Regions from separate parts of the Homo sapiens genome. Here all the other regions are linked to region 1. The links are chromatin contacts, found by Hi-C or POLR2A ChIA-PET in ENCODE. All regions are on one chromosome and are shown on one strand. Each heading gives the region's core, a stretch centred on a gene start or an enhancer-like site at or near the end of the contact. The rest is flanking DNA. Distances are from core to core; before and after follow the strand shown. Region 1 holds the start of GAB3 (GRB2 associated binding protein 3). Region 2 holds the start of BRCC3 (BRCA1/BRCA2-containing complex subunit 3). Region 3 holds the start of TAFAZZIN (tafazzin, phospholipid-lysophospholipid transacylase). Region 4 holds the start of LAGE3 (L antigen family member 3).

What was found. A loop is a pair of places that touch in the nucleus more often than their neighbours do. ChIA-PET counts read pairs that join two places held with the same protein, here RNA polymerase II (POLR2A). Pooled maps may share reads with other maps.
Region 2: a loop to region 1 is called in a pooled map, with 3 times the contacts of the local background. The contact joins the promoter of BRCC3 here to the promoter of GAB3 in region 1. A Hi-C loop is called at or near these places in 1 of 168 maps with a recorded cell type or tissue (K562), 6 of 37 single-sample maps with no recorded cell type and 11 of 50 pooled maps.
Region 3: a loop to region 1 is called in a pooled map, with 4 times the contacts of the local background. The contact joins the promoter of TAFAZZIN here to the promoter of GAB3 in region 1. A Hi-C loop is called at or near these places in 1 of 37 single-sample maps with no recorded cell type and 7 of 50 pooled maps. POLR2A ChIA-PET finds 5 or more read pairs at or near these places in 3 of 52 experiments (H1, activated B cell and activated CD4-positive, alpha-beta T cell).
Region 4: a loop to region 1 is called in a pooled map, with 2.8 times the contacts of the local background. The contact joins the promoter of LAGE3 here to the promoter of GAB3 in region 1. A Hi-C loop is called at or near these places in 6 of 37 single-sample maps with no recorded cell type and 6 of 50 pooled maps.

Annotation. Positions count from the first base shown.
Region 1 is chrX:154,749,733-154,752,471 of GRCh38, forward strand. GAB3 (GRB2 associated binding protein 3) reads right to left here and starts at 1,345. Exons shown (of 10, transcript NM_001081573.3): 1 at 1,222-1,345. The coding sequence starts at 1,293. RefSeq lists silencers at 991-1,050, 1,221-1,300.
Region 2 is chrX:155,070,232-155,072,931 of GRCh38, forward strand. It overlaps BRCC3 (BRCA1/BRCA2-containing complex subunit 3), which reads left to right and starts at 1,277. Exons shown (of 11, transcript NM_001018055.3): 1 at 1,277-1,419; 2 at 2,096-2,112. The coding sequence starts at 1,297. It overlaps CMC4 (C-X9-C motif containing 4), which reads right to left and starts at 905. Exons shown (of 3, transcript NM_001018024.3): 1 at 463-905. It overlaps MTCP1 (mature T cell proliferation 1), which reads right to left and starts at 905. Exons shown (of 5, transcript NM_001018025.4): 1 at 463-905. RefSeq lists enhancers at 533-832, 817-1,538, 1,303-1,522, 1,533-1,582, 1,539-2,260 and a silencer at 873-1,192.
Region 3 is chrX:154,410,163-154,412,967 of GRCh38, forward strand. TAFAZZIN (tafazzin, phospholipid-lysophospholipid transacylase) reads left to right here and starts at 1,377. Exons shown (of 11, transcript NM_000116.5): 1 at 1,377-1,790; 2 at 1,924-2,052. The coding sequence starts at 1,682. It also overlaps a transcript of DNASE1L1 not described here. RefSeq lists a silencer at 1,364-1,903.
Region 4 is chrX:154,477,882-154,480,682 of GRCh38, forward strand. It overlaps LAGE3 (L antigen family member 3), which reads right to left and starts at 1,400. Exons shown (of 3, transcript NM_006014.5): 1 at 847-1,400; 2 at 402-530; 3 at 1-177. The coding sequence starts at 1,034. The coding sequence ends at 63. RefSeq lists a silencer at 794-1,013 and an enhancer at 1,275-1,774.

The DNA of each region.
Region 1 (2,739 bases), core at 95-2,594:
AGAGAGAAACACACACTGTCTAGCCCGATGTGAATGGGGAAAGAGGGCTTGAGCAACTCTATGTTCAGGAAAATCTCCTGCCACACATTCTGGAAGTATTCATACATTATTAAAGTCTTTTTATAATCCCACCTCTTGAACTTCCACACAATATGTGCCTCATCTATGTGGGAACAAAAACAGTTGTGAAATTTGGCCAGAAGAGGACAGCAGTTTGAGAGCACTGTATAGACAAGAGCACAAGGCTGAACCACATTTGGGGTGGGCTGCTTTGGATGAGCGCAGACATGCGCGAGTTTGTTCCTACCACCGTGCAGTGAAGTTGCAGAGAAATTAGGAATTAAGAACAAGATGAATCCATCCAGCTACTCCCAGCCTAAAAAAAGCAAGAAGTCCTAATAGCTATTTATATGCAACTCCCTGGGGACTGAAGTGGTTCTTCCTAATGGCTGAAAAACACTGAGTAGCAATCAGGTCTTTAAGCAGAATGTTTTTAAGACCTTATCGTGAGGACGCTGATGGAGATAATGAACGTTTGAGGTGTCGATAGTACATCTTAAAACGGTAATGGAATAGGTAGGAAGATTCGCTCTTCCAAGTATTCCTAATTTCATATTAGTAAAAGTCAGTTGTCCAGCTGGCACTATAAAAGCGCGGTGTCAGCATTAAGAAGAAGCTGAAAGGAGTTACACGATGAGAAACGAGTTACACTGTGTAGGGTTCCAGACAGCAGTGTCCGATGACAGCTACAAGAGCAGCACTCCTTACTCCTTACGGTCCAGGGGGAATGCAGGCAATTCCCCTCTGGCTGTCAGTCTCCCTATCCCCTGCCGCGTCTCCTTCGCGGGGCGATGGGTCTCAGAGCCACCCCCAGCCAAAGAAAGGGGCACGCTTTCGAGATGTCTCCCTGGCCGCTCCTGTACGGAGAGTGGCGCCTGAGGTTTCAGCCCCAACCCGCCTCCCTCCGCTAGAGTCAGCGGCGGTCTGGAGTCCCTGAGCCCCGCGGGCAGGCGCCACCTGGTCTCCGGCCCGCTGCCTAGCACAGCGGCGAAGCTGGCTCGACGTGCGATTTCGGTTTCCGTCCGTCGGCCTCGCCCGCAGTCCCGGGCGCTGGGAGCGGCTGCGCCTGGCGCGCCCGGAGCCCAGCGGCTCCCCGCGGCCGCCCCGCGGGCGGGTGCCCCGGGACGCGAAGGCCGGGCGGGTGGCGGCGCCCCTACTCACGTAGCGCTGTAGCTTCCTCTCGGGGGGCGACTTAACGAGCCAGCCGGTGCACACTGCGTCGCCCGCACTCATCGTGGCCGCCGCCGCCGCTTCCTCCAGCTGGGCCAGCCGCCCGCGGCAGAAGGAAGTCGGGCCAAGGATGCCGGCGGGGCGGGCCCAGCGCCCGCCCGCCCAGCGCCGCCCCGAGCGGCCGCTGCGACCCCCGCCTCCGGCCGCCGCGGCCCCCGGGGAGGGAACCGACGCCGCCCGCAACCCAAGACGGCGGGAAAAGCAAGCAGCGAAGCCTGGGAAGCCCCTTCGAGCAACTGCAGCTCCGCCAGCGGCTGTGCCCGGGGGGGGGGTGTGGGGGGGGGAGCCTACGCAGCAGGGCGCCTGCCACTCTCACCCAGGGTCACGAGAAAGCGCTCGGAAGGAGCCCTGCGACCTAATGGGAGCACAGCCTGGAACCTGTTGCCCTCATGCCCCATCCCCAATCCGCCACGCCAAACGGGCTGGTCCCTGGGTCTCAGGGACCCTGGAGCTGAAACCCAAGTACCACCTGCATCTGCCATGTGCATAGTTCACGGAGAAACAAAAGCAAGACTCCTCTTGGACTTCCCTATTCCACTTGATTGCTTGCACAGTAGTGTGTTTTCTATGTCCCTCCCCCAAAGATCGTTGTATTCAGTGATAAGCTTTGCCGGCTAAACGGTCTAAATGTCTTAATGAACCCAAATGACCCAAACTCAAAAGGTAGTGCTGTTTGCAATCTCTTTGACTCGAAGGTTTTAAAAGATGGATCTAAAGTCGATTGTGCCAACTAGTGTGCTGACCACGCTAAGTAAAAATAACAATCATGAGCACCTAACACTTGTGACCTTCCTTACTGCCAAGCTAACACCATGCCAGCGATTGTGCTAAGCACTTTCCAGGCGTTATCTCATTGAATCCACACAACACCCTGTCAAAGGGCTCTTATTATTATCTCAATTTTGCAGGTTACTAAAATGAAAAACAGGATGACAGTGTCACTTGTCGAGAGCCACACGAGAAAATCATCCATAGGCAGCCAGAGCTGTGTCAAGAGCCCATCCACTTAAGCACCACCCTCTGCTTTTTGTGGGTATCATCTATGTGACGTTTGCTAGCATCTTCAACAGAATGACCAACCTCCCATCCTATCAGGCCAGATGCTTCAGGGTGATGAGCTAACATGGTAACACCAGTGGAGTCCATCAGCATGCGCACACTGGCTTATAATGATTTTCTTGTGTGAGATAATGTCAGTGTGAATAATGGGTTCAGTAAGTCAATGGGCAGGAGTGCCAGCAGAAATGTGAATTTTAAAAAAGCGAATCCATGTACAAAATTAGTACCTGTTCAAGTGAGAAAAAATTGCTGCCCCTTCCAGATGGCAGTCCAGGTGGCTGTCTGGTCCCCCCAGGGAATGCTGTTATTAAGGGTTCATTGTTTGTCTCTGCCTGTGGGCAGCTTGAGCACTTAGCAGTGGCTGTGGCCATATCAACTGTTGCCAGTCCC
Region 2 (2,700 bases), core at 27-2,526, 320 kb after region 1:
GTTCCCTTTCCAGTACTGCCATACCTGCCTGGCTTCAAAACTACACAAAGTAGAAAACCAAATCAAAGACACGAACACGGACGGGCTGTGGAGGCGGCACGGCATATATTGTGCTTTGATTTAGAATCGCTTTCAAAATCCACGTGTGATTCCTAGACTTGTGAGTTGGAAGATCTGTACTTTTATCCTTGGCACGTTTGACATACCTCGAAATAAAAATTACTTTTACATATATTTTTACTGTCTGATATCATCGAGACAAGGAGACCCGAGGAAACTTGCATTCTGGATACCTAATGTGATACATCCGAACTTGAATAAAAACTGAAGTTCTCCATTTCCCCTTCCCTGTATCCAACAAATAGCTACCTAAAAGCCTTTGTAGAAAGTAGCAGCAGCCAAGCTTAAGAGTGATACTTTTTCAGATACAGTATAACACTGTTTCTGCAAAAGGTTACTCACATGAATATAATGTTTCTTGGGCTAATTAATCCGCCTTGAGAACAGCTAGGCTAAAACTTCCAGGTCTCCCACCCTGGGCCACTCAAGCCAGGATCGCGACGTGAGCCCGGGGTGAGCCGAGGGGCATCCCGGGCCGAGGTCACTCGAACCGAAGTTATGAGGCGCGGGCCGGCAACCGGAAGTGGTCCAGGGAGAGTTGTACGAGATTCGGGGGCTGTGACTTGGAAATAAAACAAAATAAAATAAAACCTTAACTGTTTTGGGACTGACTTTCAAAAGAGCGTCCCCCTGGCTCAAGAGGCCGGCGTTCGCGGAGATGTCGTCTTAAAGGGCTGTCCCCCAAGCGTGTAGGCCGCGCACGGGTCTCCTTAGCGGGCGGGCAAAATGGGCGCCGGTACTCGGGAGGCGCCTGCCCAGGCGCCCGGGCGCCGCTCACAGAGTACGTCCGCCTGCGGCCCCAGAGCGCCGCCTCCCTGCCGCCCCCGCCGCCCGGCCTGACGCCCGGACCGCGGCCGGCCACCGCCCTCCGCCCCGACGGCCACGCCTGCCCCAAACCGCGCGGGCGTTTCCCAGGTGCTGCTGGGCGGGCCCCGCCCCCGTGCCCCAAGGCCCGCCCCCGCGCGCCAGCCGCGCGCCCGCTGCCCCCTCCTCGCCCCCACAGCCCCGCCCCCACAGCCCCGCCCGCTCCCTAAGCCCCGCCCCCTAGGAACCCGCGCGCCGAAGGCCAGGCCTGGGCGGAGCGCACAGCGCTGGGCGCTGGGGAGGCTGCGCCGCAGCACCCGGTTGGTCAGGACCAAGTGGGCCCGAGGCGGACGTGAGAAGGGTCGGGCCAAGATGGCGGTGCAGGTGGTGCAGGCGGTGCAGGCGGTTCATCTCGAGTCTGACGCTTTCCTCGTTTGTCTCAACCACGCTCTGAGCACAGAGAAGGAGGAAGTAATGGGGCTGTGCATAGGGGAGGTGAGTAGGTCTGTTAGCCTGGATGGAACCCTGCTGAGCAGTCCCAGTGTGTCCCCGGGGTGGGTGCCGGCAGCTCCCAGGGCTGCGGAGGCCACAGGCATCCTCGATTTAGGTCCTTGGACACCCTTTACATAGCTCTGTCGCGGGGAGCCCCGTTTCTTCTGGCCGCCTGACACTTGTTTAGTCTCCTGCGAGCCCCCGGCGGTCTGTACAGGCCCCGGGAGCCTTGCCCTTTCTCCTGTAGCCTGGGGCTTCTCTTTAGATCTGCGCTTTTCGCCCGGTTGACCAAAACTGCAAGGCAGGTCAGAAAGACACTGGAGTATAATGAGGATGTCCGGGTATTACGACGCAGCAGCTGACCACAGTTAGAGCCCCTTGCCTCGCCTCGAGTCTTCTGTCTAGGGAGCAGAGATATCAACCAAAGCATTTGAAGGGTATCGAAGAGCCTAACAGAAGGTGCGGGGCTTGAAGGAAGCAAAAGTTTCCGCTGCATTGTGTTGAGGAGGGGCCGAAGAGGATGAGGAAATACAGTTTAGCTGTTTACAGTCTAAAGTAATTCTCCAGTCTTTCATACCATGTGCGTGAACACATGACCTAATTGTCATATAATCTGCATCCATATATGTCAAACAAACGTAATGTGATCAATAATGTTTTTTGCTTTTTCCCACTCTAGTTGAACGATGATACAAGGTAAGACTGTATTTGTTTACTCATATCTTATAATCTCTAAGTCATTGTTAACCTAAAATTATGGCGACTTTGGCAGTATTGTGTCCGGATCGTGTCTTAAATTAATTACCATTATCACTCCGGGGCTCCCTTAATGATACAACCTTGAACTTTGGTTTCTGCCTTACCTCCTATTCAGTTGAGATATGGGATAAACATCTTAATAAGCATTATCATAATTGTTGCGTTTTAGGGGTGAGACAGAGCCTCACTCTGTCGCCCAGGCTGGAGTGCAGTGGCGCGATCTCTGCTCACTGCAACCTCCGCCTCCCAGGTTCAAGCGATTCTCATACTTCAGACTCCCGAATAGCTGAGATTACAGGTGCCCGCCACCACACCCGGCTGTCTTTTTTTTTTGTACAGACGGGGTTTCACCATGTTGGCCAGGCTGGTCTCGAACTCCTGGCTCAAGCAGTCTGCCCACCTCGACCTCCCCAAGTGCTGGAATTTCAGGCGTGAGCCACCACACCTGGCCTTGCTCAGTGTATTTCATGTTCTGTCTCCCCTTAAATGCCAGTGAGATATCAGTAATTTTCTTAGTGACAGAGA
Region 3 (2,805 bases), core at 127-2,626, 340 kb before region 1:
TGGAAGGCGGAGCTTGCAGTGAGCCGAGATCACACCACTGCACTCGCACTCCAGCCCGGGCGACAGTGCGAGACTCCATCTCAAAAAAAAAAATCAATAAATTATGGTTTAAAAATAAAAAACAGGCCAGGTAGGATGACTCACACTTTGGGAGGAGAGGCAGACAGATCACCTGAGGCCGGGAGTTCGAGACCAGCTTGACCAACATGAAGAAACCCAGCCTCTACTAAAAATACAAAAATTAGCCAGGTGTGGTGGCTTGCGCCTGTAATCCCAGCTACTCAGGAGGCTGAGACAGAAGAATCGCTTGAACCTGGGAGGCAGAGGTTGCAATGAGCTGAGATCTCGTCACTGCACTCCAGCCTGGGCAACAGAGCAAGACTCTGTCTCAAAAATAAAAATAAATAAAAATAAAAATAAAAAACTGCCGGGTGCGGTGGCCCATGCCTGTAATCCTAGCACTTTGGGAGGCTGAGGTGGGTGGACTGCCTGAGCTCAGGAGTTCGAGACCAACCTGGGCAACATGGTGAAACCCCATCTCTACTAAAATACAAAAAAAAAAAAAAATTAGCCGGGCGTGGCGACCTGCGCCTGTAGTCCCAGCTACTCAGGAGGCTGAGGCAGGAGAATAGCTTGAACCCGGGAGGCGGAGGTTGCAGTGAGCCGAGATTGTGCCACTGCACTCCAGTCTGGCGACAGAGCGAGACTCCTAAAAAAATAATAATAAATAAATAAATATAAAATAAAAATAAAAAACTGGCTGCTTAATGCATAGGGGGCTTTCTTTCCGGGTCATGAATATGTTTCAGAACTAGAGGTAGTAGCTGACATTGTGACTGTATCAGATGGTATAAAATACTGTTTCTTGTATTACATATGATACACAATATGTTTGTATATATTGCTGTATATATTGTATATTTTGCCATACAGTAGATTATACATTGCTACATACACATAGTATCATGTAGTACTGTAACTATGTCAAATTGTATATGTGGCTGGGCGGGGTGGCTCACGGCTGTCATCCCAACACTTTGGGAGGCCGAGGCGGGTGGATCAGAGTGTGATGGCGGGCGCCTGTGGTCCCAGCTACTCGGGAGGCTGAGGCAGGAGAATCGCTTGAGTCTGGGAGATCGAGGCTGCAGTGAGCCATGATCCCATCACTGCACTCCAGCCTGGGTCTGGCTGGACCCTGTGTCAAACAAAAAACAGAAACACTAGAGAGACAAAAGGCGAGCGCAGGAGGCTGCCAGGAAGCGGGAGCCCCACGGGGTGACGGCCACTTCCCGCCGCCCCGGGGCTGGCCTCGCTGCCGTCAAGCGGCCCGTGCGCGCTTTGCGACAGTCGGTCGGGCTGGGCACCGGCGCAGGTTCGCTTTCCGGCGGTTGCACCGGGCCGGGGTGCCAGCGCCCGCCTTCCCGTTTCCTCCCGTTCCGCAGCGCGCCCACGGCCTGTGACCCCGGCGACCGCTCCCCAGTGACGAGAGAGCGGGGCCGGGCGCTGCTCCGGCCTGACCTGCGAAGGGACCTCGGTCCAGTCCCCTGTTGCGCCGCGCCCCCGTCCGTCCGTGCGCGGGCCAGTCAGGGGCCAGTGTCTCGAGCGGTCGAGGTCGCAGACCTAGAGGCGCCCCACAGGCCGGCCCGGGGCGCTGGGAGCGCCGGCCGCGGGCCGGGTGGGGATGCCTCTGCACGTGAAGTGGCCGTTCCCCGCGGTGCCGCCGCTCACCTGGACCCTGGCCAGCAGCGTCGTCATGGGCTTGGTGGGCACCTACAGCTGCTTCTGGACCAGTGAGTGGGCCCAGGCCGAGGCAGGCCCGCCCGGGTACCCATGCCCGGCCGGAGGTGGGACTTAGGGTGGGGGACGCCGCGGCCCCGACCTAGCGGGCGAGCCCGGAGCGCCTGACTTCTCCTTCCCCGCCAGAGTACATGAACCACCTGACCGTGCACAACAGGGAGGTGCTGTACGAGCTCATCGAGAAGCGAGGCCCGGCCACGCCCCTCATCACCGTGTCCAATCACCAGTCCTGCATGGACGACCCTCATCTCTGGGGTACCCGGGCCAGTGTGCTGGGCAGGGGGAGGAAAGGCGAGGATTCGGGACGGGCCCAGCCTCGTCAGAACAAACCCCTTCTCGCTGCCTTTTCATGGAGCCCTGGCACTCCGGTTTCCGGGCGTTCTGCCCCAGGGCTGAGACTTGGATTTGTGGCTCCTGCAGCATCCCTGAGGGAGCATGATTTGGAGAGGGCCTTGGGCATGGAGCAGGACCAAGGAACGGCCACAGGGCATATCTTACAGCTCCTTTAACGTCAGGCCTCCAGAACCCTCTGTTCTCTAAACCATCCAGGGCCCCACAGTCTTGGGAAAAATTTGGGGGTTGGACATAGGATATCCTGTGAGGAAGTTCTGGGCCAGGGACTGGAAGCCCAGTGTCCTGGCTTCAGGTTTGCCCCTGGCTGGGCGTGTACCGTTCAGCCCTATTTGGGAGCCTGGTTGCCACACCTAGAGGTTCCTGCTCTGCTGACTTCACAGGAAGTTGCTTGGCTCTGGTAACCAGATGGCCGGGTGGAGGGGTGCCTGGGGCTTCCACTCCTGAACAGAGAGCTTAACTGTCCTAGAGTTCATGGGGAGCCACCTAGCCACACTGGAGCCCTTCAGAGCTCACCCTGGCTGCTGGGTGGAGAAAGGCCTATAGATGTCACAGGTGGATCCTGGGAGGCCAGGAAGGAGGACTTGGAGCCATCCACTAGCCTAGACTGGGCTGGTTGCAGTGACAGTACAGGGAGAAGTATAGAAGAATGGGCAT
Region 4 (2,801 bases), core at 150-2,649, 270 kb before region 1:
ATGGACGCACTGCCTACAAGGAGACGCAAAGTGGGACCTCGCTCCATTTGCCCAGGCCAGGCTTAGCGGGAAACGGGGGGCCCAAAGCGCTGCATGGTCCGCACCACCAGGGAAAGCTGGTCAAGAAAGTTGATGACGGAAATTCGGAGCAGGCGACAGTCTTCAGCTTTCCAGCGGCTAAAAGTGAGGGGAAAAGAAAATCAAATTGGAGGTGGCAACTCCTGGTCCCTCGCTCTGCCCCTCAGGCACCCAATATAGCAAACCCTTGGGAGCCCTGCCATTACACAGCCCCTCAGGCAGAGACCGGCCCAGCGCACCTGGCGCTCCTTAGGGCTCATCCTTGGATGTCCCCCATGTCTCCATGGGCCGCCTCCCCCAACCCCGTCCCTTTCAGAACTTACACGACCAGGATCCTGCCACTCACTGTGAGATCCTTCCCAACCACCCTTTGGTGGGGCTCGGCATCTGGTGCCAGGGACCCATGGGCGATTTCCGCCTCCAAGGGGGTCGGGAAAGGCACGCTGAGGGTGCTGGGGGTCATTCGGTTAAGGTGCCATCTGATACGATCTTGCCTATGTCTCAGGCCTTCTTGCTCCTCTGAAGCCCCCTCTCAGGTCACCCTGCCTAGTGTCACCCCCTTCACTCCTTACCTCGCCCAGGCCACCGTTAGCAGAGCTTCTCCCTCCATTTCAATGTCTTCCCCTCCTCCGACCACCTCTGACCGTATACGCCAGCCCCGGTCCCCCCCTGCTACCCTTTCCGTCGGCCCCCCGCCCGCCCTCCTTTCCTTCTCCCCGAGTCCAGCCCTCGCTCCGCCGCAAGCAGCCCCCAGCTCGGAAAGGATACAATATGTGCGGCCGCATTCGTGACCCCCTGGCCGCAGACGCGGCGTCTCTGCCCGGACCTGGCGCGTGCGCTGGGGGAGCTCCACCGGCCGGAGCTGCGGCTGTGTCCACGCCCCCGCGGCAGCTGTGGCCACCCCGGCCATCCCCGCCGTCAGCGCCTCCGCCTGCGTCTGCATCCGCGTCCCGCATGACCGCCGCCGCGCCGCTCCGACTCCACCCCCGAAGCGCAGGTCCTACGCCCCGCCCTCTCTGTGGCTCCTTCCCGAAGCCCCGCCCCCTGCGCACGACTCCGCCCACACGCGCCTGCGCAGGTCCCTGGAGAGCCTGACTGGCGCGTGGTCAGTTCCCGCCAAGCGGCCCTGCCGGGGGCCTTCTGAGACCCGGTCAGCGGTTGAGAGGCTGCGGTTTCCTCCAGAAACTCTGCCCTTTCGCGCGTAACTCGATTCCAGAGCGCTGGTGCAAACTGACCCACAGTCGGTCCGGCCCCAGGAAGCCAACCCTGACGGGGCTTTTGAAGACACCGTGGTCGCCTATCCCAGAGGCGCACCCCGCGAGGCTCCGCCCCTAAGCGCGCCTTGTGACCTTAGCGCGCCTGCGCTGGCGGGGCCTTCCCCCTTGTCCCTGGAGGCCCCAGTGAGGCCCTGCGGTGCCTGGACGGCTTCCCGCCCCGTTTCTTACCTGGACCCAAGAGCCCCAGGAGATGTGGCACAACGTCCATGTTGCGATTCGCAGAGGGAGGGTGGCCGGGTCGGGTAACCCCCAAGGATACTGCTCTTGCCCTCAACCCCAGTGCCCAACCAACGGGGCTTCACCATGGACTGTGAAGCATCGGATGTGCATTTTAGAGGAAGCATTTTAGAGCGGGTGGGCTGTGCAGAGCGGGGGAGCCTGTCAGCAGGAGGCCTGCACGGAGGCGAAAAATGACAGGGCCTTGAATGAAAGTACTGGCGGTGGGTCTAGGTCTAATATAACGTGAAAAATCAGACTGCACAACTATGAGTATGAAAATGCCAGTTTAGGCCAGGCAAAGTGGCCCCCGCTTGGAATCCCAGCACTTTGGAAGGCCAAGGGAGGAGGATCACTTGAGCCCAGGAGTTCAAGACAAACACAGGCAACATAGTGAGACCCCGTCTCTACAAAAAATACAAAAATAAATTTTAAAAGTTAGCTGGGAGTGGTGGAGCGTGCCTGTAGTCATAGCTTCTTGGAGGCTGAGGAGGGTTGATTGCTTGAGCCCGGGAGTTCGACACCAGCCTGGGCAACATAGTGAAACCCTGCCTCTACAAAAAATACAAAAATTAGCTGGGTGTGATGGTGCACACCTGTGGTCCCAGCTACTAGGGAGGCTGAGATGGGAGGACAGCCTGAGCCCGGGAGGCAGAGGCTGCAGTTAGCCGTGATCGCCCCACCGCACTCCAGCCTGGTTGATAGAGCCAGACCCCGCCTCAAAAAATAAAAGAAAATGCCAACTTAGTCTCTTACTGTACATATGTAGAGAAATCCTAGAACAATACAGCGTCAGGTAAATCCTCATGATCTCTGCTAATAGTATGGTGGGTGACTTTAATTTCCTTTTTGTGTTTTCCCTCCAATTTTTCCGAAGTGGTCTTTTATGACATTTACAATAAAAAAAAAAGTATTTAAAGTGACATCAGTCCGGGCACGGTGGCTCACGCCTATAATCCCAGTACTTTGGGAGGCCGAGGCGGGTGGATCACTTGAAGTCAGGAGTTCAACACCATCCTGGCCAACATGGTGAAACCCCCGGCCCTACTAAAAATAACAAAAATTAGCTGCGTGTCGTGGTGTGCGCCTGTAGTCCCAGCTATTCGGGAGGCTGGGACAGAAGAATCACTTGAACCCGGGAGGTGGAGGTTGTGGTGAGCCGACATCACGCCACTGCACTCCAGCCTGGGCGACAGAGGGAGACTGTCTCAAAAAGAAAAATAATAAAAA